Regions from separate parts of the Homo sapiens genome. Here region 2 is linked to region 1. The links are chromatin loops, found by intact Hi-C in ENCODE. Cell type or tissue: GM12878. All regions are shown on one strand. Each heading gives the region's core, and the rest is flanking DNA. Links, peaks and the distances in the headings are about the cores only.

Evidence for each region. Peaks named below come from ENCODE experiments on the same cell type or tissue, not always from the same donor. Only the 100,000 strongest peaks of a DNase experiment are listed, where the experiment ranks them.
Region 2: a loop joins it to region 1, with 5 times the contacts of the local background. A loop is called at or near these places in 17 of 110 quality-filtered maps.

Annotation. Positions count from the first base shown.
Region 1 is chr22:20,151,964-20,166,989 of GRCh38, reverse strand. No RefSeq gene overlaps it. Among named protein-coding and RNA genes, the nearest start is that of CCDC188, 8.4 kb to the right of the region's middle. RefSeq lists an insulator at 9,713-9,950 and a silencer at 11,310-11,604. In GM12878, for the core only: a CTCF peak has its summit at 9,812 (motif pointing left); a DNase peak (open chromatin) is centred at 9,789; H3K27me3 peaks cover 133 bases.
Region 2 is chr22:20,227,122-20,242,147 of GRCh38, reverse strand. It overlaps RTN4R (reticulon 4 receptor), which reads left to right. Exons shown (of 2, transcript NM_023004.6): 2 at 1-733. The coding sequence ends at 437. It overlaps LOC105372863 (a long non-coding RNA gene), which reads right to left. Exons shown (of 2, transcript XR_007068009.1): 2 at 6,169-13,733. Among named protein-coding and RNA genes, the nearest start is that of MIR1286, 15 kb to the left of the region's middle. RefSeq lists silencers at 3,037-3,096, 3,308-3,602, 3,787-3,936, 11,035-11,190 and enhancers at 3,586-4,178, 10,366-11,159. In GM12878, for the core only: a CTCF peak has its summit at 3,416 (motif pointing right); no DNase peak of the experiment used is centred there; H3K27ac peaks cover 643 bases.

The DNA of each region.
Region 1 (15,026 bases), core at 6,629-14,628:
CGGCATCCCTGAGATGCGAAGTGCCAGGGTCCCTCATCCTTGGTGTCCAGGCCAGCATATCCACTCAGGGCCTCGTGGCAGGCCATGTCTGGACAGCCTCAGCCTGATAGGGGACCAGGTGGCTTCGGGGGGTCTGGAAGCTGTGACAACTCAGGATGGTCCTGTTCAGAGGATGAGGTGAGGGAGCCGCACGGTGGTGTCAGCTGGGAGGCATGGCAGACAGGGCAAGGAACCAGGATTGGAGAAACTGGCTTATGTGAGGGGCAGTAGGTCCCCAGGTCCTGCCCCAACCTGGGCTCCTGGTAGCTCCCAGCCACTGTCCAGGACTGCAGAGTCAGTAGCCTAAGGGTGGAGGGAGCAGGCCTGCTCTGCCTGGAATCACCTTCTTCATCCCCCTGCAGCTGAAGGCTTCACACCAATAAACACATGAGGCGGCAAAGATTAGGGTAGTGCCAAGCAACCACTCACACTTTAGTGAGAATTGGTGGATGGAGTAGCCCTGGGCTAGATCTCAGGAACATGGCAGGTCAAGTTGAATGGTAGAGGGGGTTCACCAAAGGCCTGGAGTGGCTGGGGCAATAGAAGAACCAGAGACTGGTCCATGGGTCAGATAATACCCCCCAACACTAGCCCAGATATCCAGAACATCTGCAGGCACAGGGCAGACTCCTGAGCCAACCCCATGGTCATCCACAATCCCAGTGAGGCAGGAAGAGAGACAGGTTCTGCCCACCTGCCCCAATACTAAGAGAGACCCCTGCCTTTGCATGTGCGTGCAGGGTCCTCACCCCGTGTGTGTTGGGGAGGTGGTCCTCACACTCCATACGTGCCACCAGGACACAGTGGGCCCGGGGGGCCAGTCTCAGCCCAGTCGACATGGCCACCCCCAGCACTAAGGTGCCCTCGCTGTGCAGGGCATCAGCAACTTTGATGGGTTTTCATTTAACATTCTCTTTATCACAATTACTTTGAAAACTATTCAGTGCAGTTATTAATCATTGAGTAATTATTATCTGCTCTTATATTAATTATCTGGCCATCGGGAATGTTACCAAGATTTAAAATTTTTAATTGTTAATAATATTTCCTGGACGTGGCAGAGGTTTCCTGCATCTCCACACATTCCCTCCCTGCTCTCGGTGAGGCTGGCTGTGGCTCCCCTGTTGTGGGGAGCGCCCACTCTCGCTGGCACCGCCTGCAGGTTGCCCCCATCAGTTCATCCTGGGCCCTGAGCAGGGCTCTGGGCAGGCCTAGGTGACTGAACCCTCCCTCTAGCTGCCCCCACTGAGCCCTGGGGTGCCCATGCTCACGAGCCCTGTGGCCGATGCAGGTCCTCAGTGGCCCCCAGGATGGGGCCGCCCTGGCACCGAGGCCTGCCGGGATTGCAGTGGGAGGCTGTGAAGCCCCTGCCACTTGAGAGGTGGCATCAGTGGCCTGCTGTGCTAGGTCAGCCCCAGCTGCAGATCCCAGGCTGCTGCGCTCCCACAGGGCCCCCGCCCAGCCCCGCAGCGGTCTCTAGTGTCCTCATCAGCTCTGTGACCAGCAGCCTCAGGGAGCCACAGGAGACAGGAGACCCTCCACTGGGTGCACACAGACAGGCCTGGAGAGGACAGGATGGGCCACATGGACGGCTGGCTGGGGCTGCGGAGCCCAGGGGTGGTGCCGCAGGCACTGGGAGGTGGCGTTATGTGACCACGGCAGCCTAAGACCACCACTGTGGGCCCAAGCTCGCAGCTCGCTTCCCACTATTCTCAGCAAGAGGACACAGGCTACCCCTTGAGGCCAGCCCACAGCTCTCTTACCAGGCAGCACCTTACCGCCCCTCACTGTGTCCTGTCGCTCTGCTCTTGTGGCCTGCTGTGCAGCAGGCACCACGTCACCCGTTCATAGATGAGCAAGCCAAGGCTCGGGGCAGGAGACCAGTGCAGCAGGCTCTCACCACCTCATGGGAGCAGGCTCTGCACACGGCATGCTCTCCAGCCCCTTTGGCTGAGTGCCCAGCCCCGACCCCAAGCTGCCCCGCTGGCTATCCAAGCACTGGGTGGAGTCCGGAGGGGAGAATGGTTAGGTGCCTCCTCTGGGTGGCCCTTCACTTTAGGGAGGCCAGGAGGCTGTGCTCCAACCTAAGTGGAGGTGGTTGTGGCTGCCCCTGCCCCTTCTCCTGCCCCTGCCCCTCCTCCCACCCCTGCCTGCTTCCTCTGCTCCAGCTCAGTCAAGAAGCGTGGGGAGCTGCTGAGACAGAAGGGGGCCGGGGAGAATGCCCACGGCATGAAGTCCTCGAGACCTCCCTGAGCCTCCCCCTCCCCACTCCACAATGCACACCCCATAAAGACCTTTGTCAGGCATCCCCTCCAATGCAATCAGACCAGCGTGGAGCCTCCTGTGCCTGAGGAACTAGTCCCAAGCAATGGCAGCCCTCAAACCCACTGTGGGCTTGTCAGCATGGTGCTGTGACAGTGCTGATGACAGTAGTGAGGATGGGCTCAGTCACAGCGACCATAGTGATGGAGGTGTGGTGATGGTGATGGTGATGGTGATGGTGATGGTGATGGTAACGATGGTGATGGTGGTGGTGATAGTGATGGTGATGGTGGTGGTGGTGGTGATGGTGATGGTGATGGTAACGATGGTGATGGTGGTGGTGATAGTGATGGTGATGGTGGTGGTGGTGATGGTGGTGGTGGTGGTAGTGATGGTGATGGTGGTGGTTCTGATGATGGTGGTGGTGATGGTGGTTGTGGTGGTGATGGTGGTAGTGATGGTGGTGGTGCTGGTGGTGGTGGTGGTAGTGATGGTGGTGGTGGTGGTGATGGTGGTGGTGGTGGTAGTGGTGGTAGTGATGGTGGTGGTGGTGGTAGTGATGGTGGTGGTGGTGGCAGTGGTAGTGATGGTGGGGATAGTGATGGTGGTGATGGTGGTAGTGATGGTGGTGGTGGTAGTGATGGTGGTGGTGGTGGTAGTGATGGTGGTGGTGGTGGTGGTGGTAGTGATGGTGATGGTGGTGGTGGTGGTGGTAGTGATGGTGATGGTGGTGGTGGTGGTAGTGATGGCAGTGGTGGTGGTGGAAGTGATGGTGATGGTGGTGGTGGTAGTGATGGTGGTGGTGGTGGTGGTAGTGATGGTGGTGGTGGTGGTGATGGTGGTAGTGGTGGGGTGGTGGTAGTGATGGTGATGGTGGTGGTGGTGGTAGTGATGGCAGTGGTGGTGGTGGAAGTGATGGTGATGGTGGTGGTGGTAGTGATGGTGGTGGTGGTGGTGGTAGTGATGGTGGTGGTGGTGGTGATGGTGATGGTGGTGGTGGTGGTAGTGATGGTGGTGGTGGTGGTGGTGGTGATGGTGATGGTGGTGGTGGTAGTGATGGTGGTGGTGGTGGTGGTAGTGATGGTGGTGGTGGTGGTGGTGATGGTGGTAGTGATGGTGGTGGTGGTGGTGGTAGTGATGGTGGTCCTGGTGGTAGTGGTGGTAGTGATGGTGGTGGTGGTGGTGGTGGAAGTGATGGTGATGGTGGTGGTGGTGGTGGTAGTGATGGTGGTGGTGGTGGTGGTGGAAGTGATGGTGATGGTGGTGGTGGTGGTGGTAGTGATGGTGGTGGTGGTGGTGGTGGAAGTGATGGTGATGGTGGTGGTGGTGGTGGTAGTGATGGTGGTAGTGGTGATGGTGGTAGTGATGGTGGTTGTAGTGATGGTGGTGGTGATGGTGGTGATGGTGGTAGTGATGGTGGTGGTGGTGGTGGTAGTGATGGTGATGGTGGTGGTGGTGATGGTGGTGGTGGTGGTGATGGTGGTAGTGATGGTGATGGTGGTGGTGGTGGTAGTGATGGTGGTGGTGGTGGTGGTAGTGATGGTGGTGGTGGTGGTAGTGATGGTGGTGGTGGTGGTGGTAGTGATGGTGGTGGTGGTGGTGGTGGTGGTAGTGATGGTGGTGGTGGTGGTGATGGTGGTGGTGGTAGTGATGGTGATGGTGGTGGTGGTGATGGTGGTGGTGGTGGTGATGGTGGTAGTGATGGTGATGGTGGTGGTGGTGGTAGTGATGGTGGTGGTGGTGGTGGTGGTAGTGATGGTGGTGGTGGTGGTAGTGATGGTGGTGGTGGTGGTGGTAGTGATGGTGGTGGTGGTGGTGGTGGTAGTGATGGTGGTGGTGGTGGTGATGGTGGTGGTGGTAGTGATGGTGGTGGTGGTGGTGGTAGTGATGGTGGTGGTGGTGGTGGTAGTGATGGTGGTGGTGGTGGTGATGGTGGTGGTGGTAGTGATGGTGGTGGTGGTGGTGGTGGCAGTGATGGTGGTGGTGGTGGTAGTGATGGTGGTGGTGGTGGTGGTGGCAGTGATGGTGGTGGTAGTGGTAGTGATGGTGGTGGTGGTGGTAGTGATGGTGGTGGTGGTGGTGGTGGTGGTGATGATGGTGGTGGTGGTGGTGGTAGTGATGGTGGTGGTGGTGGTGGTGGTAGTGATGGTGATGGTGGTAGTGATGGTGGTGGTGGTAGTGATGGTGGTGGTGGTGGTGGTGGTAGTGATGGTGATGGTGGTGGTGATGGTGATGGTGGTGGTGGTGATGGTGGTAGTGATGGTTATGGTGGTGGTCGTAGTGATGGTGGTGGTGGTGGTAGTGGTTGTAGTGATGGTGGTGGTGGTGGTGGTGGTGGTAGTGATGGTGGTGGTAGTGATGGTGATGGTGGTGGTGGTGGTGGTGGTAGTGATGGTGGTGGTGATGGTGATGGTGGTGGTGGTGGTAGTGATGGTGATGGTGGTGGTGGTGGTAGTGATCGTGGTGGTGGTGGTGGTAGTGATGGTGGTGGTGGTAGTGATGGTGGTGGTGGTGGTGATGGTGGTGGTAGTCATGGTGGCGGTGGTGGTGGCAGTGATGGTGATGGTGGTGGTGGTGGTGGTGATGCTGGTGGAGCTGACCATGATGGTGGTTATGGCCATGCTCATGGTGACAGTGGTGATGATGTAAGTGGATTATCCACCCAGAGTTTCCTGGAAAAACAATTTCTGTGCTTCTCCAGGGCTGCCTGGTCCCTCCCTGCCTGGGGTTGGTCCCCAGAGGCAGGAAGAGCAGAGCGTGGACTGAGCCTGACAGGGCAGTCAGTATCTTGAGCTCGCAGAGAACATTTAATCTTAGTTAAAAGTAAATAAGTTCAATTACTGGGAGGGGAAGAAGGGCCCAGTATTTACCGCGAGCATGTGGAGTGATTACTCCAGGAGGTTCCCTCGGGATGCCAGGCTCCATCCCCACTCCTGTCAGGTTCACCCGTGGCAGGTGGGAGGGAACAGCATGGGCCCACCCTGCCCTTGGGCCCCCGGAGGGGCATCTCCCTCCTACCCCCCAGGGCAGGGGCTGCAGCATTGGCAATGCCCCCTTCCCTCCCCCAGCCCCCAACTCTTGGCAGTGTCCTGGCCCACGGACCCCTGGATTCCTGCATGTGGGCACACCTCAGCCCGTGGCAGGACACCCCCAGGCCCTCACTGGCTCTGTTGCTCACCTGCTGTGTTACCTCAGAGGAACCCTGCCCCTCTTTGAGCCCCTGTCCTCACCTGGGAAATGGGTGATAAAGGCAGGTGCCGGGGGATGGAGGTTGGTGCTGGTGGTCAGTGTCCCTGTGACAATGACCTATTGGCTATGCAGAAGGTGGGCCTCATCTTCTGAACTCAAGGAGTCCTCCATGAGCACAGCCCTCAGCCACCAAGATCCCCCAAACTCCCATAGTTCCTGAATCTCCACGGCCCAGTTCTGAGACAAGAGCCCTGGGGCTTGAGGCCCCTCAGGCAGGGCGCGGTGACAGCCCGTCGGAAGAAGGGCTTCCTCCTGCCCATCCTGGCTGGGCGCTGTGCTAGGCTGCAGGAGCCTGCATTGGGGTGGAACAGCTTTCAGGGGAGACAGAGTCAGATCCAAGGTCAACTGCCCAGCTCAGCCCAGGACTCTAGCCCTTTGCAACAAGATGGGCCAGGCCCCTCGCTGGAGTCTGCTCAGCAAGGGGCCTGTGGGTCCCTGGGCAAGCACTAGCCGGGTCCTACCCTCAGCCTGGGGCCTCCTTCCAGCCTCCTCCCTGGTGCAGCCCAGCTAGAGCTCGTTCATCCCCTGGGGGCTCCTGCCTCCCCCTTCCCTGGCCCTGCACTGGGTGAGGGCGCATCTCCTAGAACCAGCCCCCCAGAGTCTGCTGAGATTAGGAGACCTGGAGGTTACCCCAGGGACACCCTGCCCCTGTGCCCCAGACGGGTGTCCCCCCAACTATAGGTGATGAATGTCGAGGAGCTGCCATTATCATTAGCGTGAAATGTGCCGCCTCTGCCAGGGAGGAAAATCCCATCTTGGAAATACACCTCAGATGCAAGTTCAATTTCACCCACGGGGCCATAAAACCCTTTTTCCAATCACCTGGTGCTGTTGGGGGCCGGCATCATTAATCCTGGAGATGTTATTTAGAGCCAAGACATCACTTGGGGAAAAAATCAGGTCCACACTCCACCAGGAACCCCTCTCTATTCCCTGCAGAGCCCTCAGGAGATGGACGAGACTGCTCGGGCACCAGGAAGGGAGGGGCAGGGACGCAGCCACCCTCACGGCCCAGGAGTCACGCCTCACTTCATCAGCCCTCATGCCAAAACGCAGACCCTCCCTACCAGAGATGGGCCCGTCGGCAGATGGGAAGACTGAGGCCAGAGAGGGCTGAAGGAGCTGGAGGGCTGGAGGAACTGGTGGGCCAGAGAAGCTGAAGGGCTAGAGGAGCTGGTGGGCTGGAGGAGCTGGAGGGCCGGAGGAGCTGGAGGGCTGGAGGAACTGGTGGGCTGGAGGAGCTGGAGAGCTAGAGGAACTGGAGGGCTGGAGGAGCTGGAGGAACTGGTGGGCTGCAGGAGCTGGTGGGCCGGCCGGCCCAGCTCCACTTGCCCTGCCTGCCCCCAGCAGACACTGCCCTCCTCTTCGTCCCCAAAGCCCCCACCCGGCCCAGATCCTCTCCTGAGATCAGTATCATCCCACAGCCTTTTATAAAAAATCGTTTCCTTGATTATCGAGGGTAACAATGAAAACATGTAATTGAATCTCCAAGAAATTACCATTTTTATAACTTGCGCCCAGTTCCCGAGATAAATTAAACGCCTCCCCTGTATGGTGAGCCGCTCACTGCGCATCAGAGAGGGGCTGATACTGCCCTTTATCATCGATGCGGGACTTACTAAGAAGAATGCCTCACACTGCCTCCCGGGAGGCTCCTGGCACCTCCAGCTCACGGCCCTGAGTGGGCAGAGTTGGCCGGCTGGAGACGCCGGGTGGGTGGTCGGTTGGGCCCCCTCCTGATCACTCCTGGCCTAGCTGCTGGCTAGCTGGGTGGTGGTGTGGGTGGTGGGTGGGAGGACTGGTCAGGGTCTTAGTCCAGGCTCCCAGGAAAATCAGGCCTGCGTGCTGGCCAGGCAGCAACAGCTTTCTGAGCAGTGCAACCCTGGAGCCAGAGTAGGAAAAAGGCAGGGAAGCCGGGCAGGAGGAAGGAAGCGGAGATGGCAGAGAGGGAGGATTTACCCACCTGCCCCCCACCTGCTGGCCAAAGCTGATCCCACCCAACTGCGCCAGTGCCCAGAGGACCCATGACATTGCAAGGTCAGGCAGCAGAGCGGCTCTGGGGGAGGCAAGGCCCCGCTGAGGCGAAGCACCTCCTGGCACAGGGTCCGGGAGCAGGTTGGGGCAGCAGGGTGGCCACACCCACCCAAGGAGCTGCTGGGTTGGTCAGCAGAGGGGCGGGGAGGTGGGGCCAGCTCCTGGGATGGGCTGTCCATCTGTGAGCGGCTGGTAGTGGGTTTCCTGCTGGCAGTTGCTAGCAGCTGGGTTCTCGTGGCTGTTTGGCTGGCTGGGGGCCGTTTGGGTTGTGGGGAAGCAGAAGGCTCCAGCCTGTGGATTCAGTTTCCTGAAAATGTCTGCAGGCTGCACTCAGCAGAGCCAACTTCAAGCAAAGGACCCAAGAGTGACACTATTCTCGTGCAAACCACCATCCACAGTAGCCGGTTGCCTGAGAGCCCAGAGCCACCCCCTGGGGAACATCCACAGATCAGAACCCTGGCAGTGGTGGTGGCACAGCGAGGAGGGGTGCTGTCAGGGGACAGAGGACCTACTCCCTGAGGATGGGAGAACTGAGGCCCAAAGAGCGGCCTCCCACTTGATCTAGGTGAACTCAGGGTCAAGGGTAACAGGCTGAGGTCACCCAGGAGCCTCAAAGGCTGGCTCTGAAGGTGAGACCTTCTTTTGGGGACGCAGGTGGCCTCGGGTATCCCCTGGCAGCCGGCACAGAGGACTAGAGTCAGGTGGGCCGGGAGGAACACAGTTCAGGAAGGGGCGGGTACCCACACCCACAACTGTGCTCCCACCTTCTCTCCCTCCCCCGCCTGGTCCCTGACTTCCCAGGGTCCCCTCCTCCCGCCACAAGGCCCTGCTGCCCAAGGGCCCACCTGGAGGCTCCAGCGGGGTTTGAAACCCCCACAGTTGGGCAGCAGCACGTAACTTCTCAGCTGTGCTGGGCAGAGGCAAGGGAGGCCCCAGCACCTCTCATCGCAACTCCAACCAACATGGCAATGCGGGGCTGCAGGGGCAGACTGCCTGAGGACAGGGCTGGGCTCAGACCCCAAAGCCCAGGGTTGAGAGAGCCTCTCCTCCACTTTGCAGCCATCCCAGGCCCATTCCTCAGAGCCTGAGGCACCAACTTCCACCTGCTCCCAGCCCCACTCCCACCCAAGCCCCAGATCCCTCATCCCACCAGGATACAGCCCAGCCCACAGCCTGGCTCTAAGAAGTAGGCTTGTCAAGCCTGAGGGCCTCCAAAAGGGCTCTGTCTCCAGGCCCCGGGGAGGGCAGAGGCCCCAGCCCAGGTCAGAAAGGGGCGGAGTGGACGCAGGGCCCCAGAAGGCCAGCACTGAGATCCCTCCCCTGCCATGTCCCCAGTAAACCTCTGGTGTGTCCCCTTGAGGCCCTCATGAGAAGAATAAGGCAAGCAGGGTGGAAATGGTTCGGTCACTCCAGAGCAGTAGCCGTACCCAGCCTCCTGGCCAGCCCTCCTCCCCAGACCAAGGCCCAGGTGGCATCTCCCAGGGCAGTGCCAGTGCCAGCCTCCCGCCCTCCCCTGCTGTGGGGGCCGAGGCAGCAGTTGGAGGTGGGGGCTCCACCTCCCCAGCCTCCATCATTCCCTCTCAGGTGACTCTCCATGTGGTTTGCCTCTTGGAGTCCCTGCAGGGGGACCCTACTGAACTTAAGCTGGCCTCCTGCACGCTGGGAACCCGGCCATCCCTCTGGTTCCTGGTTCTTCCTCCAGATGGGCTCTCTCTTAGCTGAGAGCAGTGCCTACACCCAGGCCACCCTCCGTCCACGGCCTCACTGACCCAGGCCACAGCAGCTGCCACACCCTGGTCAGGGGCAATGGTGACCTTGGACAGGAGCTGGGACCCCTCCCCCAGCCCCAGCTGCCCACTGACAAGTGGGACAACCTGGGGCCAGGCCGGGGCTGCCCGAAGGCTACTATGCTTGGGAAGGCCCCAAGACAGGAGCCCTGCCCCTTGGGAGGGGTGGCAAACGGCCCCGGGACAGTGCCGGGGTGTCTGGGATGATTCGTCTCCATGTGAAATGTGGGATAGACACCCTAGACTCAGCAAGGGAACTTCTGGCTACCTGGCAAGCCCCTGCCCTAGGCCCCATGGGAACTTCGGATCCAAGTGGGGAGGGGGCTCCCCCTAGCACTGCCCCTTCCCTGCCAGAGCTTCGGCTGGGTGGATTCCTCCACCGCAGCCCCCGAGAACCACCTGGCCTGCTCTGGGCACTGCTTCTGCAGGGGCATGGTGCCATCTGGTGGTGAGACTGGGAACTGCACCACAGCTCCAAACGGTACCTGCACATAAGTCCTGGAGACTGAGGGGCAGGCATGGAGGGATTCTGGGGGCCCTGCCTTTCCTCACCTGCCCCTGGTCTCTCCCTCCACCCAGGAGCCTGGTCCTGGGGCACAGAGACAGGCTTCAGGAGCTCACAGCCCAGCACTGTGTTTCCTTCTCCAATGGGCAGCCTAGTCCCCAGCAGGTGCTGGGCGGGCACAGGGCAGTGACGGGGACGGGCAAGGAGTCCTGGCTCTTGGCCCCAGCAAGGACTTTGGAGATGACTTTGTCACCGACCATCAGGCACTCTGCCACGCTGTCCCCCCAGGCTCCACTGTCCGACTAGAAGGTAAGTGGTGGTCAGGGAGTGCCAAGAAGATGGACTGGCCAAGCCGGTGGGCTCCTCAGGGGCAGGGTGTCTCCGGGCCTGGGCAGACAGTTCAGCCCCAGTGACCCTGGAGCCAGAGGCCTGGCAGCCCCAGCATGGCCACTTCCTGGGGCCTTGAAGCCCTGGACACGCCGGCTGACAGTCATTTACTGGGGCTGCATTGTCCATGAGAGGATTTTTCCTTGACATTCTTATATCTCTCTGATTCTTAAATAAAAAATGTGAGAATCCATGTCCAGAGACTCACCCAGGAGGGAGACAAATGGCCTGCCATCGCCTGCACCCTGGGAGCGACTTGGCCATGCTGGGGAGGGGGCAGACAAAGGGTGCGCCCTTACCTCTCTGAGCCTCACCTCTGACATGGGGAAGCCCCAGGGACAGGGAGGTCGTGGGCCCAGCATCCCCAGCACTCTGCCCTTCCCCCCGACCCTGTTTCCAGGACCCGTTTCTCCCAGGTTTTCTGGGACCCCCAACCCTCCACATAGGGCAGCTCTGAGGGCTGGAGAGGGAGCAGATCCTGACAGGCAGCCTGGGTGGGTGTGGGCCAGGAGCCCAGGTTAGAGGGCACAGAGATGGGGTCCTCTGAGGGCTGTGGCTGGCCCAGTGACCCCGAGCTCCATCCATTCAGGGCCTGTTTCCTGGCTTCTGAGATATGCTCGGGAGCAGCCAAGCACAGGCGAGGTGTCTCACACCTGTAATCCTAGCATTTTGAGAGGCTGAGGCGGGCAGATCACTTGAGCCAGGAGTTCAAGACCAGCCTGGGCAACATAGCGAGACCCAGTCTCTACAAAAATAAAACAATAAAGAATTATCTGGGCATGGTGGCACATACCTGTGGTCCCCAATACACGGGAGGCTGAGGTGGGAGGATCCCTTGAGCCCAACTGGAGGCTTCAGTGAGCTGTGATCGCGCCACTGCACTCCAGCCTGGGCAACAGAGTGAGACTCTTTCTTAATAAAAATAGAAAATAAATAAAATGAGCTTGGGGTATGAACATCAAGTCCGCGGTGCAGACAGCAGAACAGCCCCATCTGGCCCCTGCCCTGGGCCGCAGCCTGGCTCCAGCAGGAAGGACTCGGATCTCCATGCTGGGAGTCCCAGCCTCTCCTCCTCTTTGTCCTCCCAGCCCATCCCTGGGCAGCGGAGGAGGGGCAAGGGCATAGGGCGGCCCCTCTGAACCAGGCTCCTCGAGGCCATCTGGACGCCCTGGCAACATGGGCAGGAAGCGGCTTCCATGGCAACTGGCGTCCAGGGAGGCGCTGCCTGGCAACGGGGCCATGGCCCCCCCAGCACGCTGCGCTGGCCACACTTTCCGCCCTCGAGGCCGGGAGTTCCGGCTTCCAGCCAGTGCCCCCGCCGCAACCGCGCCCTGTCCTGCACGACATCCCGGAGCCTGGACCTGAGGCGAACCCCCACGCCCACCCCAATCCAGGACACCGCTTGGCAGGGCGCTTGGCCTTTGTTAGCGTATCTGACCCCGTGAGTGGGGGACCCCAGGGATGGGGATCCAGGGCCGGGGATCCAGGGCCCCATCTCTCCAAGAATCTCCCACCTTTTCGGGCTCAGGGCGATTGGCAAGGACCACAGGGAGGGGTGAGAGGGGCTGGGGGAGGAGGGGCTCTATGGCTGACTGACGGAGCAGCAGTATCCTTCCCCGGCACAGGCCCGGGGAGAGGGGCGGGGGCGTCAGGGAGCTTGGGGTTTCCAGGCCAAGGAGGATGGTGCCCAGGGGCGAGGGTGACGGGAGGACACTGGGCCATCCAGGGTGTCCCGGGCGCCCCCTCAGGGCCACTGGGGAATCTCATCCGGGCCTGGGCACCTACAGTGGGACCTAAGGACCCCGCCCTGCTGTTCGCCCAGGAAGCCAGTGTTGTCTTCCTTATTACAGGAGCCACCTGTCTCTGTGAAGACCTCTCACTCCTCAGCATCCTGGCCCCTGTGGGGCACTTAGCAGGCTGGGGACACACAGAGCAGGTGCAGCCCCCACCCCACTCATTCAGGGACACAGAGAGCAGGGTGCAGCTCCCACCCCACTCACTCAAGGACACAGAGAGCAGAGGGCAGCCCCCACCCCACTCAGGGACACAGAGAGCAGGGGGCAGCCCCCGCCCCACTCACTCAGGGACGCAGAGAGCAGGGGGCAGCCCCCATCCCACTCAGAGATGCAGAGAGCAGGGGGCAGCCCCTGCCCCACTCACTCAGGGACACACAGAGCAGGGTGCAGCCCCCGCCCCACTCACTCAGAGACGCAGAGAGCAGGGTGCAGCCCCTGCCCCATTCACTCAGGGACACAGAGAGCAGGGTGCAACCCCCTCCCCTGCTGCTCAGGGCCTCCTCCACCCCACCCCAGGGCCACCTCGCCTCAGGGCTCCTCCAAGAGGCCTTCCTTAGCCCCCATCCCAAGTTGCCCCATGGGGTTTCGGAGCTCAGCACATCCTGAAACCCATGACATTCCGGCAAAGGATGAACAGGGCAGAGGCCAGGGGAGGGTCCTGGAGGCTACCGCCACCCTCTGGCAGCTAAACAACCTCCAGCAGCCAGGGCCAGGTGTCCAGCCGCCTCTGCTGGGGAGGCCCCACGTGGCACTGAGAACAGGAGAGAGGTCATCTGCAGAGAAGATATTTCGAGACACTTCTTGAGGTGGAGAGCGGAGGCTGACGTAGCAGGACAGCCTGGCGGGAAGAAGGCAAGCGGCTGGCAAGCAGTGGCCTCGTCACTGGTGTGAGGAGACGAGTACTGCGAACAAGCATGGCAGGACAGCAGTGGGAGCTGGTACTGTCCGCACTCCAGACCACAGCCCTGCAGCCCGAGATGCCGCCTGGAGGCAGGAGGCCTCCCTTCCAAGACCTGGCTGTCCGGCTTCCTCAAGTTAACAAGGAAAGAGGAGTGCCCGGCAGCTCTGCCTGTCTCCCCTATAAACAGGGATTGAAAAGAAAGAAAAGCCAGACATTTGAGCACTGAGTCTCATGTGAAGCTCCAAGACTAAACAAACAAAAAAGAACCGCAAGAGAGAAAATGCAGAAAGCAAAAGATTCGCCTCCCCCCAAAGCCACTTTATCCCTAAGAGCAGAACAGAATTCTCTGGAACAAGAAGAGGGGAGCTCAGGGAACAATGGAAATGTCTTGGAAATGAAAAACAGGACTGCTAAAATCCAAAACCAATTTTTTATTTTTATTTATTTATTTATTTTAAAACAGAGTCTGGCTCTGTCACCCAGGCTGGAGGGCAGTGGCTTGATCTCGGCTCACTGCAACCTCCGCCTTCCAGGTTCAAGCCAGTCTCCTGCCTCAGCCTCCCGAGTAGCTGGGATTACATCCGCACACCACCACGTCCAGCAAATTTTTGTACTTTTAGTAGAGACGGGGTTTCACCATGTTGGCTAGGCTGGTCTAGAACTCCTGACCTCAAGTGATCTGCCTGCCTTGGCCTCCCAAAGTGCTGCGACTACAGGCGTGAGCCACTACGTCCGGCCCCAAAACCAATTTTTTAAAAAGCAGAGAGAAAGTGTTTGTGTTTGGGTTCAGGGAAGTCTATCTACAAGCAAAGGTAGAAAGAAGGACTCACAGGATCAATTCAAAAGGCCCAACATTTGACTGACAGGAGTTCCAGAACAAGCAGGAAATGAGAAGAAATGTTATCAAAGAAATGCCCCGTCTCAAGGCAGAATGTGCTCACCAAGTGCCCAGCGTGGTGAGGAAGGAAAGACCCACAGTTGGTGTGACCCCCAGAGGCGCAGGGATCAGAGGGGACCCTGCAGGCTTCCGGGGAGAAGGCTGGCAGCCTGGCCAGCTCTCACCACCAAGGACCACGACCGGCCTTCCAGTCCTGTGGGAAAACGCCCTCGGCCCCAGTTCTCTTCCCAGCCCGAAGTCCAGCAGGTGTGAGGTCAGGGTAAGACGCTTCTAGGCTTGTGAGGCCTCTCAATGTCTCCTCCCACGTCACAGCACACTCCAAAACTCAGTGGCAAAACCACCATGACAGCCCGGGGCTCGATGGTACATGGCCGGCAACTTGGCTAACGTATGGGCCGGTTCTCTGGGGGCCTCGCTGGGCTTGTCCACCCATCTTTAGGCAGCTGGGGACCGGCTGGGACGACAGAAGCCTCTCCTGACCCATGGCCTCTCATCCTGCAGCCCAGCCCAGGCCTCCTGCAGGGAGGACAGTCCCCAGAGCCAAGCAAGAGAGGTCCAGGCCCAGCGCACAAGTGTCGTGCCAACCTCTGCCCACAGCAGCTTAGGAGCAGCCCATTGGCCAAGTGCATCCGAGGCCGGCCCAGAGCCCAGAGGTGGAGACCAGTACCCGCCTCTTGATGTAGGAGGTGAAGTCACCTTGCAGGGGGGCCAGGACACCGGGAGAGGAGGGAACGGGGCTCTTCCTACCATATGAGGACTTCTCCGAGCCAGCTTTCTGAGGGTTAACTGACGGCTGATGGGTTCAAGAAGGAGGACACGGGCACAGGGACTCAGGGGCAGTGAGGGGCAGCAGGGCCGATGGTGTGAGGAGCACCAGGGAGCAGGAGGGAACGGGCCTGGGGCGTGAATCTGGCCCTACTGTCGGATGAGTTCTCTTCCGCCACCCAAATCTGGTCCGACCGTTAACAGCGTGGCCTTCGGCAAGTGACTAAAGGGCTTCCTGCCTCAGCTTTCCCACCCATAAACAGAGGATAACAGGCCAGGCGCGGTGGCTCACGCCTGTAATCCCAGCACTTTGGGAGGTGGAGATGGGTGGATCATGAGGTCAGGAGATCGAGACCATCCTGGCTAACACGGTGAAACCCCGTCTCTACTAAAAATACAAAAA
Region 2 (15,026 bases), core at 1-8,000, 82 kb before region 1:
CGCTGGGGCTTCCCAAGTGCTGCCAGCCAGATGCCGCTGACAAGGCCTCAGTACTGGAGCCTGGAAGACCAGCTTCGGCAGGCAATGCGCTGAAGGGACGCGTGCCGCCCGGTGACAGCCCGCCGGGCAACGGCTCTGGCCCACGGCACATCAATGACTCACCCTTTGGGACTCTGCCTGGCTCTGCTGAGCCCCCGCTCACTGCAGTGCGGCCCGAGGGCTCCGAGCCACCAGGGTTCCCCACCTCGGGCCCTCGCCGGAGGCCAGGCTGTTCACGCAAGAACCGCACCCGCAGCCACTGCCGTCTGGGCCAGGCAGGCAGCGGGGGTGGCGGGACTGGTGACTCAGAAGGCTCAGGTGCCCTACCCAGCCTCACCTGCAGCCTCACCCCCCTGGGCCTGGCGCTGGTGCTGTGGACAGTGCTTGGGCCCTGCTGACCCCCAGCGGACACAAGAGCGTGCTCAGCAGCCAGGTGTGTGTACATACGGGGTCTCTCTCCACGCCGCCAAGCCAGCCGGGCGGCCGACCCGTGGGGCAGGCCAGGCCAGGTCCTCCCTGATGGACGCCTGCCGCCCGCCACCCCCATCTCCACCCCATCATGTTTACAGGGTTCGGCGGCAGCGTTTGTTCCAGAACGCCGCCTCCCACCCAGATCGCGGTATATAGAGATATGCATTTTATTTTACTTGTGTAAAAATATCGGACGACGTGGAATAAAGAGCTCTTTTCTTAAGCTGTGGCCTCTCAGGCTAGGGTGCTGTGGGCGGTGAGAAGCAGGGGTGGGTGCTGGACGGGCAGCCTCTCCCCCATCACAAGGCCCCCAGAGGAAGGGAGTTGCCTGGCACCACAGGTGGGACAGCCTTGGCCAAGGGCAGCTCCAATGTCAGGTGCCCCTGGCCCCCCAGCCGCACAGATGGAGCATGCTTGGTGGCTGACGTCGTTGAGCCTGGCTGATGGAGCACATGCCAGGTCCATGGGTCTGGACATAGCAGCCCCTGTGGGGACAGTTGCTCTCGGGCCCCCCACCCCAATCAGGCTGCCCGGGCAGCCCCCAGGAGGAGGCTGAGGATGAGGGACCCTGTTCCTACCCCTGGTGGGTGGCAGGAGAGGAAGGCCCTGAAGGAGAGTTGGGCGGGTCAGGCCTGGCCTCAAGGCCCAGTGGGGGCTGTATGCACCCTCACACCGCTGCTGGTGGTCACACTAGACCCCACATGCGTGTCTGGGGCACCCCCACTTACAGCATGCCCACACCCCAAACATAGGCCGTGGTGGGTCTGCATGTCCCTGCACCCATGTATGCATACACGCATGCACACACAGCAGGGCAGGGAACACATGTCCACACACATGCAGGCACCGGGGGCTCGAGAGCAGCACACGCATCCAGGCAAAAATATGCACAGGCAGAAATATGCACAGGCACGCTTTCCCACGGCCTGGGCCGAAGAGGACTCAGAAACAAAAGGGAAGGGCCACGTGGCCAGGAAGCCTTCCCAGGAAAGGGCCCCCTCCCCGCCAGGGCAGTGGCTGGGGAGGGGGAGAGGGAGAAAAACAGTGACGTGGGGGAGGGTGTGGGGGAGCGTTGCTGGTGAAGCCAGATGGTCGTGGGGGCGGCCGGGGCTCCAGAAGCCTGGGGGGAGGAGAAGGAGGGAGAAGAAGCGGGGAGGACGCGCTTAGCAGCCAAGGCCCCAGCTCCTCCGCCCGCTTCTCTGTGCGTGTGCTGCGGCCCAAGGCTCAGACCCCTCCCATCAAGCACAGGGCAGAGCCAGGATGCAGTGGTCCTGTCTGGCCTGTACCCTCCTCAGGGTCCTCCCACATGTCCTGTCTCTCCTGAGAGACCCTGTGCCTGTGCCCACAGGTGCTGAGGCCCCCCGTGTGGCTGCGCACACCTCCACCTGCAGTTTGCCCCTCTGCTCACCTGAGATCCAGGGCCGGCAGCCTTGCCCCAAGGCTGGGGGCAGCTCAGGCAGGGCAGCCCTGCCGGGGTGGGGTGCTGTTTGCCCAGGGCTCCCTCTGCAGCCCCTCTGGGCCCAGGAGACCCTTGGCAGCCCCAGCAGAGGCCTCTCCATGGATGGCCTGATGTCAAAATGTTGTGCAGTCTCTGTCCTGTGCCTGGAGCTCTACCATCAGCACCCCTGGCACCCCCAGTCTCTGTGACCCCACAGCCAGGCCCAGGATTCTGCCAGGCTGTGCCTGGGCACTGGCATAGGCAGGGTTTTATTCAGTTTTTCTCCCAAGTGGCCCCTGTCATGCCTGAGAAGAGGCAGCTAAACTGCTGGATCTGGGCTAGTGCTCTCAGCTGAGGCTGGGGGCTCCTTGCAGTCAGAGCCAGGAAACCGAAGCCACCCATTTCCAAAGAGCCTTGAGCCCCACCTGAGTGACCCAACTGCAGTGGATGCTGGCGCCCTCAATGGCTTGTGGAAGGACAGCAGATCCTGCCTCAGCTTGCACACCTCCCAGGACAAGGAGTTCATTACCTCTGCTGGGCCCACTCCTAACTAAGAAGCAGGCACCTGTCGCCCTCAGGCCAGCTTCGGGGCTGACTGTCACCACCAGCTGCCCTCAGGGCTCTGCACCCTCCCCTCCAGGCCACAGTGGGGGCCTGTGCAGTGGCAGGGGTGGGGAGTTGGGCACAGTCCAACCAGACCTGAGGACGGGGTGAGAGGATCCGGAAGGAAGTGGACGAGTTTTAAGTTGGACTCAGCAGGATGCATGGACGCTCCCATGGGGTGGAGGCGGCAGGCAGGGCTCCCAGGCCTGAGCAGCCGGCACGGGGCGCCCGTCCCTGAGGTGGGGGCGCCGAGAGGAGCGGCCGCTTTGTCGAGGCCCAGGAGACATCTGGGCGGGGGTGTCGCGTGGGCTGTGCAGGCTGAGCTCAGCAGAGGGGCCCGGCTGGAGGACACATTTGGGAGTCGTGAGCACTTGGGTGATATTTACAGCCCAGGAAGAGATGAGCTCACCGGCCGGCCGCTGCTGACGAGGGGCCCGGAGTGGGCGGGGCGTTGGGCCAGGGCCCAGGGACTCAGCTCCTTCCTGCGCCGACCCCGGCACTCCCCAGCTCTGCCTGACCAGCCCCGGCCGGCTGGGCCCCTGAGGTCAGGTGCTGGACCAGGCAGGGGTTGGGGGTGGCAGCTGGTGTCCAGCCTTGATCACCCAGACCCCAGAGCAGGTGCAGAAAGCTAATTAAAGCTGCGTGAATCAGCCTTGAGGGTATCAAATCCTGGCCCCCACCCCATGCGGGCTGCTGGTCTACCACAGACTCTCCTGGCCCCGTCCAAAGATGCCTGGCCAGCCCCAGGGGGCCCTGTGGACCGAATCCTTCACAGCTCATGGGCCTGTCCCTGTGTTGCAGGCCTAGCCAGGGCAGCACCACCCAGCACAATTGGTGGAGGTGACAGCTGGGGCTGGGCTCACCACTAGGTGGCTGTAGCCGACCTGGGTGGGGGATAGGGGCAAGCAACCCTCAGATGTCGGGCCCAGGCTGGGCTGCTCCTGGGGATTCCTCTCAACCACCCCGACTCCACCCCTGCGGCCCTGGGGGCTGAGCTGCACCAGAGCTGCCCTGCACACCTGTCTGCCCAGGGCTGCAGGAGCAGCCCTGTCCTTGGATGGGAGCGCCTGCCCCCTGTTTATCTGGCTGCCCAGGGCTTTGCCTAGTAATTGGGAGAATTACTTTTTAATCCTTAAATTAGTTCTGAAATAATAGAAGCTGCCGAATGTTCAGCAGCCGATGGTAAACTAACATCCAGCGAGACTGAGAACATGCCGGAAACAAGTTGAGAGGGAGGCAAGTGTTTGTGGTGTGAGCTGGGGCCCGGGGCGGGCCACTGCGGCGGCGGCAGGGGTGGGGGCTCCTCACTGCCGGGCTGCCTGCAGCTCACAGCCTCCCTGGGGTGGTAGGGCACCTCACACTCACATCCCCGCAGGAAGACACTGCTAATGTCCCCAGGGCACAGATGAGGAAACGGAGGCCCAGAGACATGAAGCAACATGTCAGGCAGGATTGGGCCCGAGGCCACGCGGGAGCAGACCCTTCGCTGCCAACTGTGTTTGTGCTCCAGAGTGCTGCTCTGCTTCTCCATCCCAGTGCCCGGGGACATCACAAGACCCTGGGTGTCAATTCCCTCCACTGTGTCAGTCAGCCTAGGGATGTCACTCGGGGTGGCACCCTGAGCTGTGGCACCTCTGTGACTGAGGCAGCTCTGTGTCTGGTCAGCTGGCCTTTGGGCCGCCTCCAGCCACAGTGAGGAGGCCCAGCCCTCAACTCAATTTCCCCCACGTTGCCGGCCTGGTGGCCACCCTCATGCCCAGATTTCTCACTGGTGGCCTTGGCCTCTGTTCTGCCTGGACCCCAGCTGGCTCCTTTCCCACCCTGCTCTGGGCTAGGCCGCTCCGGAGCCCTGCCCTGCAGCCCAGCCCCTGTGTACACCACAGCCTGGGCTTGGCAGGGCTCCCCACATGAGGCCTGGGTGGGAAAAGTGCAATGGCCACTGTCAGCAAAGGGTGTATCTCAGCCCATCCCCCCCCACCCCGCCGGGCACAGCAGCTCAAGGATCCCATTATGCCAAGGCCTTGGAGAGTGGCTGCGATGGGCATGAGCCCAGTGGCCCCCGGAGCCCCACTCCTGTTGGGAGGGTGCATGTGTCGGGGCCCAGGGCTCCCCAGCAGCTGGCCTGACCCCAAAGTGCCAATCCCAGGTCTAGAGGAGGAGCCCCAAACTCCATGGAGGAGGCCGTGGGACTTCTCTGGTTGGTCAGGCTTCTCCAGGGCTGGGGCCTGGTGCTACTGTCTTTTCCTGGGGGAGGTGGGGCTCTGCCAGGGCACACCTCTCCGGAAGCCCCTTCCAGGTGCGTCGCACTCCCCACCTGCCTCTGTCTGCTGCAGGGGAGTCCTGCTCCCAGGGGCAGGGGACCCTTGCTGGGCCATGCCTGGAGTCCTGAGCCAGTGGGTGGAGGAACAGGCACCTGTCCAGCCTCATCTCTCCTTTTGCTCCCAATCCCCAGCCCCCAGCCCCAGAACTCCTTAGGATCTTCTTCTTGGTCCTTCCTCTTTGCTCAGTATTCAGTTCTGACACCACTCCCTTCTCCAAGAAGCTCTTCCTGATCCTCCAGGCTGGTCCTCACCCAGCCAGGTGGCCATGGAGTGGATCCACAGTGCCCAGACCCGCATGGCCAGAGCCAGGGGCAGGTCACTACCCCTCAACAGCCCTCTGCTTTTGTGCCTGTTTTGAGGAATGAGTAAACCCTCATGGAAGAAGAGGTCCCTGCTTGGGCCCAGCCCTGGAGGAGCTCATAGAGGGCCAGACAGGGTGCTTCTGCCACACGGTCCCAAAGCTGAGGCCGAGGCTGTCCCTCCCTCCAAATGTCCCCACCCACAACCTGTCTTCTTGGATTCAGACCACAGGACCAAGCTCGCGCCTGGTTCCCCAGGCCCCAGAAAGCCAAGGGAGCCCCCCAAGGCCACACAGTAAGCAGTGGAACCAGGCTGGGCCGGGCTGGCTGCCTGGACCCCCCTCACGCCCTGTGGGCCCCCCAGAGCTGGCCTAGGGTCTCTTGACCCTGACCTCAGTGGAGGAGCACCCAGCCTGACATTCTGAGAGCTGCACAGGTAGCACTTCCTTGGCACCAACAGCAGATTGCATGTGGGGTCAGCACAGGCCTGCTGACCGGGGCAGGGCCAGGCTCACAGCCACCTGGGTGCAGGAAAGGGTGCCAAGCTCGGCAGGAGTCCTGCCCTCCCAGCCTGTGCAGTGGCTGGGCTCGGTGGAGGGTCCCTCTCTCTCTGACCAGTTCGCTGTGCGTTTATTAGGCACCTGCTGTGTGCTGGTGAAACAGGAAAAGTCCCCTTGTTCCCCTCACAGTACATGCAATGGGGTTGTGGCTTGCTTCAGTGCCCTGCTGCTCAAATCTCTAGGGGAACATACAGACGGGCAGGCTGTGGAGCTCCAACCCCACGGCAGTGTCTAGGGGTGAATGTTTATAGCTGAAGCCCCAGTGAGCGTGTTACAGGGTGCTCTTTTAGTTTTGCTGTTTTAGTTTAACTCTATCGGTGGCTTCTGTTACTCAGCTCAATTAAACCCCAGTTAGAGCCCTGCCTTATCGCAAGGACAGATGGCTTTCTGCATCCCAAGGTTCTTGCCTTGGTGTAAGAATTGGACCACACGTGGGCTCGGAGAATGAGTGCAAGGTTTTATTGAGTGGAGGTAGCAGATGGGGGAAGGCAGAAGAAGATGGAGTGGGACGGTTTTCCCCTGGAGTCGGGCCCGGGCTCTCCTCTGGCTGCCCCAGCCAAACTCCAGGTCATTCTGCTGCCGGTTGGTAGCCTGCCGGGGTGCCGGCGCCCGTCAGTGCGTTCCTCTCGACGTCCAGCCGCCTGAGTGCTCCTCTGCCAATCCGCTCCTCTCCACGTCCAGCAGCTTGTGCGTGCCTGCCAGGGTCTCGCGAGTTTTTATAGTCATAGGATGGGGGTGTGGCAGGCCAGGGTGGTCTTGGGAAATGCAAAAATGCCTGTCCTCACCTAGGTCTGTGGGATGGAGCCCCAGCCAGGGATCACACCCTCCTCTACGCAGCACTTCCCCTTTTCCCTATCATTCATTTCAAGGGACCAAGCTCTTCCACTCCTGTATCACCTCAACGAACCCATGCGCCTCCTTCCTGGAGGTTGCTGTTGAAGCTGCAGGCATCACCCCCTGGGTGAGAGAGGGCCCTGCCTGGGCCTGGGCTGCTGCCAGGCCACGTGAATGCGGGGAGGCCATGTTTTGGAAGCCCGAGGGAGGATCCACACTTTGTCCCTGCACATGGCCCAGCCTCAGACGCTAGACAAAATGAGGGGCAGAGAATGGCCCCTTCTGCAGACGCAGTGCATCTGGCCCAGCCCACAACGAGCCTCTCCTGCAGGGGCAGCCTCCACGGGAAGGGCCAATTAAACCCACCACCGATCGGCCCAACCAACACCGGGGAACAGGAGGCCTCCAATTTGTCTTTACAAAGGGCTGTGCAGAGATTTATGGGCAATAAATGAACATCCATCCCGAGGCGGGCAGAGGAGAAGCGGCAGGGCCGGCAGGGTGGGGGCAGCCCCCTCTGATCGTGGCGCGGAAGCTGCATTAATGACGCTCACCAAGGAGAGACAAGGCTGAGGCTGGCAGGGCCACTCACCAAGGAAGGAGAAAAATAAATGCGAGCAATTGGGGAATGATGAAGACCTTGCAGGGAGAACACCTCGATACACACGGTGAGGCCAGCCTGGCAGAGTCTGGGGACGCCGAGCCAGGGACCTGGTGGGGTAGGGCAACCTACAGGAGGGGCACAGAGACAGCCTGGTGCTGCTGCACAATTATTTTTGAAAAATGACAGAGCAGAGAGAAAGAGTGGAGGCGGGGCGGGGGACTGCAGCCTCCAGGGATGCCAGGGGTTTCTGAGAGGCGGTCACTGCTACCTTCAGGGGGAGCAGGAGGGTCTTGAGGCCTTGGGAGCCAGGGCCCCAGCCTCTGAAGCCCTCCCTGAGGTCCCTTAGCCAACAGTGGTGGAGCCACAGCCCTACCCCTCTAGGCTCCCCCGCGGCCATTCCAGCCTCCAACCCCACCCCTCCACCTCAGACTGTAGGGTCTGAGCACCCGCCCTGTCCATATCCATCCCTGCATGCCTCTCCGTTCACCGACTCCTTCAACAGACCATCCCCTGCTCCTCTCAACAGGCCCCGCTCTGCTGGGGAACCACGGACAGAGGCCTTCCCATCCCCAGGTCAGGATCATCTGGGCCCCCTGCTGCAGCCGAGGACCCCTCCAGATCCGCAGAGGGACAAACTGGCCATGAGGCCACGACCAAGCCTCACTTGGGTGGGGACCCAGCCTGGGGCAGTCCTGCTGTTGCCCCCCACCCCCCGACATCCTGTCATGGTTGGGAAATCTGGTGGCACCAACTCCCCAGATCTCTCCTGGCCCCACCTCTGGGCCTGGTCGGGGGATCTGGAGGATGGCATCAGTCCTGCCTGCCTGCTGTGGGCCTGTGGGTAGCTGTGCCCAGGGGCATGGGGGAGTGAGACTGCACCCCAGGCTCACTCTCCACTTTCAGGTTACCCTAAACACCAAGGCTGTGCAGATTTTCCCACCCCAAGAGGCTCATTCTGTAAAAGCTGGTCTCAATTAACACAGCCAAACAGAAGCATCCAGCACTACACTCTGGAAATAGGACACCTATGCCAGGGTGAAGGGGTGACTGACACTGTCCCTGAGGCAGCCACAGGCCTCAGCAGGCACTGGGGAATTGGTGCAGACCCTGCCCAGAGCCCTCCCTTCCTCAAGGGATGGGACAGTGGGGCCCTCACCCACCGACTCCCCACATAAAAGACATTTCTAGGCACTTCTAGGCCAGCCAAGGGGGACACAGCAGTTCCCCAGAGGGGCAGGCGTGGCCTGCCGACAGTAGGGCTAGGGGTCAGCACTCCAGGTCCCCATGCCCATCAGTGCCCACCCAGCTCAGCAGGGATAGCAGCGTTCCTTGCCCAGCCACTCCCACAACACCACCCAGGTTGGGGGCAGGCTCCCTGTGCCTGGTGACAGCAGTGCCACCAGGCCTGCAGGTGGGGGTCACTGTGTCATCACTACAGATGAAGAGAGGGCGGCCAAGGAGTGGCACATGGACGCAGCCTGTCCATGGGGGTGCCCGCTGTGCACTCGGAGCAGCCTTCTGCCCAGGACGCCCTGGACAGGGCCCCGTCATGGTGCTGAGTCACAGATACCAGCAGAGGACTGGACAGAAGCGACTTGGGAGCCTGAGGATGGGGAACACAGCCTGCCATGTTTCCCGAGGTTTCCCGGGAGCAGTGAGAGGGCCAGGCCAGGCCCTAAGAACTAGGACCCTTATGCCCAGAACCAAGCAAGACGTGGGGGAAGTGGGATCCACTGTAAGTCCAGGGCCCCAGCTGACCCCAGTCCCTCCCTGGGCCCACCGGGGTGTCCCTGCAGAGACTGGCTGGGCCAGCAGCCTGAATCTCTCCTGGTGAAGGCCTGAAGGCCAGAGTAGGTGGGACCATCCTCGCCGAAGCCGGCCTCAATTCTCAAGGCCATGCCGTGGAGCCAGTGCCATCTGGACCCTCTGGGTCAAGCAAAGGGTGTGTGCTAATCAAAGGCAGGCCCTCGAGGATGCCAAAGGCCCGCGAATGCCCAGTGGACCGTGAAAACCTTCTGCTGACAAACCCTGCAGGTGTTGGGGCCACAGGGAGGGAGGGTGACTTTGCCTTTCGGCAGCCAAAGGATTTCACTGGAAGCCACTCTTTTGGCAAAAGCAGCCAAGTGATAACCAGGCCTTCACCTGTGTCTTAGGCTGAACCACAGTGGACCAGGAAACTGCAGGGAAGGCCACAGGGAGCCACCTTCCAGGGTCGGTGAAGGGCCCAGCCCCTCAGTCCCATCCTTCCACTGACCCGTGCCCACCTCCAGGGCAAGGGAGGAGCGAGGGCTGCCCTGGAGGCTGCCCGTTGGATGGAGCCTCAGTGACCTCGCCATCCACTGGGGGTGTTCCAGGAGGAGAGGTACAGGGTCCTACACCCAACGTTCTTCACCCAAGACCTGGCCTGAGACCAGGAACAGTGTCTGCCATCTTGAGTTCACAGGACCAGCCAGAGCCAGAGCTGGGCCACTAAGGACAGCCAGCTTAGCTGAGGGGCCGTACCTCCTAGGACGTCCTGGTGGCCGAGACTGGGCCACCTGCCATGCTGGCCATTGTCTGTCTCAGTTGGGGCATGTCTGTCTCCTGCGGCCCCTAGGGCTGGGCCCTGCTGTCCCACTGGGTATAAGGAAGGAACTGGGGCTGCCAAAGAAGGAAAAGCTGGGCAGACAGTGGGGGGCCTGGGAAGGCCAGCGCCTGCAGCCCTTCACCTTCCACCCTGCAAGCCACAGAATACCCAGGCAGAGCTGAGCAGGGCACCCTCCAGTCCAGGGGCTCTCCTCTCCTCAGAGAGAGGCTGAGACACACTTGCCCCACAGAGAGCTAGGCTGTGGCGTCTGAGGTCTTCTCCTGCCACGTGCATCACAGCTGCATACCCTGATAGCCACTCGGTTCCTGAGAATCCCTGAAAGGAGGGACTCGCTTCTCCCCACCCACTGGCTGGACAGGAAGGCAGGGATAGCCTGTGTGCAGAGGGAACAGCCTGTGCGGGGGCCCTGAGGATCACTCACCCGGAGCCTGGCCCTTTGGTGGGGGTGTGGGGCTGAGCCAGCAGGAGGCCAAGGGTGGGGTGGGAGTGACCCTGGACACCTGTGGAAAGACAGGGCCTCGGGGTCCACCCCACCTGGCTCTGGGCCCTGGGGCCCCTGGCCAGCACGGGTTGCCGCCTCATTGCAGTGCCTTCTCTGCTCCAGCTGCTCTCCAGCTCTCCATGCATCAAGGTGGAAACAGAGCAGGAGCGCAGTAATGCGGAATTTGACTTGCAAAGTCGGGGTGAAGCAGCACTAATAAGGCCGGGCTTACAAGGAGGCTGGGGGTGGGGCTGAATCCAGGCCCTGAGGGCAGGAGAATGACTGGGGTCTGGCGGGCGAGGGTGTAAGTGGAGGAGGGAGGGCTTAGGGGACCGTGGGTCTGTCATCCTGCCCCTGCCACGCTCAGGGCTGGGGAACTCCATGCCTGCCAATCCCAGAGCCTTAGGTAGGCAAAGCCAGGATGGGGGCACCAGCCCATGGTGTGTGGCACCCCCACCCTTCCCTAAGGCCTTGTGGGGAGGGGACTGGGCAGGAGGGGACTGGGCAGGAGGGGACTGTCCCCTCCCACACACGATGTGATCTCTCTCCCACAGCCCTCCTGCCCCAGCCGGACACCCTCTGCAGTGGCCAGAGTGCGAGAGGTCCTCAGCCCTGAGCCAAGTGGCTCACCCCTGCTCCTCTGCCCTTCCCCTCCCCAGCTGACCGGCCTCCAGCCTCCAAACCCTCCATGGGGACTCAGGGCCTGACGGGGTGGCCCAGTAGGGCCCGGGTGCTGAGCTGGGCTCTGAGATGGGTGGCCGAGATGACATGGAGGGAAAGGGTGCTGAGGGGTGGGGATGGTGCCTTCATGGACTCACTCTCCTGCCGATCCTCCAACCCCAAGCTCAGGCCTGGGGAAGCTGGGCCCAGGAGAGGCTGTTGATCCCAGGGCCAGGGAGGTCCACACTGTCTGGTCTCTTTTCACCAGGCTCTGCTGCCTCCTCCTGGGAACCACCCCCAAGACAGGGTTTAGACCGTGGGAGCCGCTCAGGCAGGGCAGTGGGTGGGGAGGTCTCCCTTTCCTACCTCACCTACCCGACTCAGGATTTCCAGACAGCTCTAACAGAGGGAGGGACCCAGGACCCTGGCACCCCCTCTAAACAGAGCAGGCCCTCAGGGTGGGGGCTGCAGCTCCTCACCCCGTACACTTGGACTAAAAGGAAAACAGCATGTCCCTGTGCCTGGGGTCTGTGAGTCAGGGGACCCTGGCCTGGCCTGGGGTGTCATGTGCAGTGTCCAGCTGGAGAGGTGCCCAGGCCCATGCCCCACCAGCGTTGTGTGCCCTCCACCCGCTCCCCACCCGTGTGCTGCTCCCTGAGACTCCGTGGTGGGTCCTGGCCGCTGGCAGTCACCTCTGGTGGGCTCTGATGCCCAGGCTAGTTCTGCAGGGCCAGGTCCTGTACCCAGACATGCCGGCTCAGAAGTCTGGTAGACTTGGCCCCATGCGGGCCCCTGGGGAGAAAGGCACCCTCCCCAGGCTCACAGCACCATCTCCGCAGTTCTGCACAGTCCAAGTGCTGGGCTGCTGTCGAAGGCCCTGTCATCACAGTGGGCTGGCTAGGTTCCGGGGCTCCCTCTGCACTCCCGCCCTGCCCCCACAAGCCCCTCCTAATTGGGCTTTCTCCCTGACAGAGCGCCATAGCCTCTCTTTTCTGTTCTGTTGACTTTGGCACAATCTTAGCTCACTGAAGCCTGGCAGGAGTGGAGAGGCCAGTGCAGCCGAAATAGCTCTCAGCCCCCGGAGCCCACAGCCGGAGCAGACAGTGTCCCCGAGGGTGGGGACCGCCTCCCCTGCTCGGGCCACCACTTGCTTCAGGACCCAGACAGCTCCCACGAGACTCAGGGAGCCCAGTGCCCAGCTCAGGGCCCGACAGCATGGAGCCAAGACAAAATGTGCCGGTGCCAGCCTGGGCAGCAAGACTCAGAGGGACCCAAGAGCCACCATCATCTCACCCGCCATGCAGCCACTGGCAGAGCTGGGGAGCCACGGGGGACTTGAGACTCAAGGGTGTTTTTCCCCCTGTGGACTACCTCCTCCACGGGATCTCTTGGTTCTTGTTAAAAATGCGAGTCCAGGCCCCTTTGCTAGAGGGCGGGTTGGCAAGGTTTTCTTTCCCCCATGTGTGTGTGTCCACATGGGGGAAGGTGTTGTCTTGGGCTGAGCCAGTGCCCTGGGTGACTCCTGTGATTGGGTCCATTTAGGACACAGACCCCAAAATGCTGCTCCTCAAATGGAGAGAATTCAGCAAGAACAACCAGGAATGACTGTTGTGATTTTGTTAACTGGGGAAACTACAGATAGGGGCCCAGATGGGAGCACAAGGCCGGCGGGGGACTGGGCAGGGCTGCTGGGCTGGCCACCTCCTGCGGGTGGCCCTGGGGGTCCCATCACCTCCCCATGCCTCAGTTGTCTCTTCTGTAACAGGGCGCAATGGTGAGAATCACAGCAATGCTAGCAAGGGCAAGAGCCCTGGAGCTGAGGGAAGCCCAGACCGCCCCAGTGGCACCCAGACCCACTCCTCCTCAGCCTAGCTGGCGGCTCATGGCATGAACTTGCTAAGAAACCGAGCTCCATGCACAGCGCAGCACCACAAGCTGGGCCGAGGAGAGGAGGGGGCAAGCCAGGAGCAACGCATGGACTCCCATGCACCCACACATGTGCACAGGACAGAGGAGGGTGATCTGAGCACAGCCCCCACCTGTCACCCAGCTGGTTATCTGTCAGGGTTGGGATGTCAGCAGACATTCTCTTTTGGGTTCATGTCTCTGTAGCCCCCTCCCCCAGCCTGTGTCCCCTGGCCTGGGGTCTTCGGTGTGCCAGCTGGATCCTTACCTAAGGCTCCTCACACATGGGCCCCCCTCGTTACCAGGCAGCCCATGCCAGCCAGACACATCGCCAGCCAACGACCCTCACTGGGGTATAGCTCCTGGGGCAGCACCGTGGGACTTGAGCTTCCATCATGGGCACTGAGCCGCCCCAGTGGGCTTCCCCTGACATGCCAGCCCAAGGAAGCCCCCTGGTGCCCACACTGGCATTTTCTGGCACCTCCAGGGGCTCGCTGGTGCTCACCTCACAGCCCTCCCATCTGCGGGGAGCCGGCCTGGCTGATCCCAAGCAGCAAATGGTGCTGTTGTCAGGAAGGCTGCCCCCAGGCTTGGCGGGGTCTGCAGTCTTGGCCCTCTCCCTGGGCAGCAGCTGACCTGGCTCTGGACCCCTGCACCCAGTGCAGCAACCGGGGATGTAGGGGAGAGTGGCCTGGAGGGTCTGTTCTGAGAAAGGCCCAGAAGCCAGAGATCCCATAGCCCAGCCCCACTTAGGACTCACCTGGGCTCTCGAGTGCTGTGTGCTGTGTTATTCGCCAGCCGCTCGGGATTACAATTCAAGGCTGCTGCTGAAACTCGGGCAGATCCCAGCTGCAAAGGGCAGTTCCTTCCTCGAGCTGCAGAACGTGTCTGGAGGGGTTGGCTCAGCCCGAGGTGAGCATTCACACTGAGGCTGAGTCCAGAGATGAGTAGGTGTGAGGGTGCAGGAAGGCCCCCAAGGGCCCCCAAAGGCCCCAGAGTCCCATGGGGGAGAGGCTGGAGACAAGGCCCTGGTCCAGCACTGGGCCCTGCAGGGCTGTTGGGAGACAGCGCCAGGGACAGCTGGGTTTTGCCTGAGTCCTGGCAGGGGCAACCGTGACGTGGTCGGGCAGTGGCCCAACAGTGGTCATTGGGAACATTCCCCGGGTGTCTCGGGGGGTGTCACAGAGACCAGATGTGCCCTGAGGCTCTTGTACCATCGCACAGGAGGACACCAGATCAGGTAAGGAGCTTCGGCCCAGCCTGGCTCGGCTTCTGCATCCTCCCCAGAGGGGATCCCCTGCCTGTGCCCCCAGCTTTTGCTTGGCTGCATGTTGGGCCTTGAGGCCGCAAGCATCCAGGGGCTCTGGGTCTCTTGCCCCAAAGTCCAGGCTCAGTGTCCTTCCAGAGAACCCTCCTCCCCAAGACCCCACAACGACTCAGGCCAGGACTGTGCGGTGCCTTGGCGGCCTGCGAGGGAACAACTGGCTTCTCACAGTACCAGGAGCTGGACCTGGGGGTCTCCACAGGGCACCTCTGACTGATGTCCCTGTCCCACCTAGATTGCTGTGGCCTTGAAGCGCCCCTCAGGAAGTCTTTGTGTGCCCCCATCCTAGATAGAATCAGCCCGTCTGTCCCTGCCCTGCCACAGGGGCCGTCTCTCCAGCCCCGGAACCTCCCCCAGGGATCCTGGACCTCTGAGGGTACAGGTTCCAGGGAGACAAGGAGCTGCCCTATCTGGCCACCCCCACCGACACAGGGTCCTGTGCCAGGCAGGTGGGAACCAGCAGGTGGCTTTGAACCTCAGCGCTGTCCCGAGGCAGCAGGTGCCCTGCCCCTGCACTGGCCTCCAGGCTTTGGCATGTGTGGGTTCCACCCTTGACAGCCCCTCCCTCTGCACTCAGAAACCAGCTCAGGGCTGCCAGGGGCTTGCAGGAGCCCAGAATGTGTGCAGCCCAGGCCTCAGTCCTCCGTCCAGGGCTATTGTCAAATCCAGCAAGTGTCTGTTGAGCGCCTACTGTACATGCATACAGTTGAGGGGGACTGTTGCTCGGCTCCGACATAGCACACTAGTCTGGTCTAGAGAGCCGAACCAGTTTAGGGGCATCGGGGCCCATCCCCCAGGGCATCGCCACACCCACTGGGCTTTGCCCTTGCCGGCTGCCCCCACCCTGCCCCCAGCTATGCACGCTCTCCAGGCCCTGGGCAGCCCTCCCTGCTGGCCTTC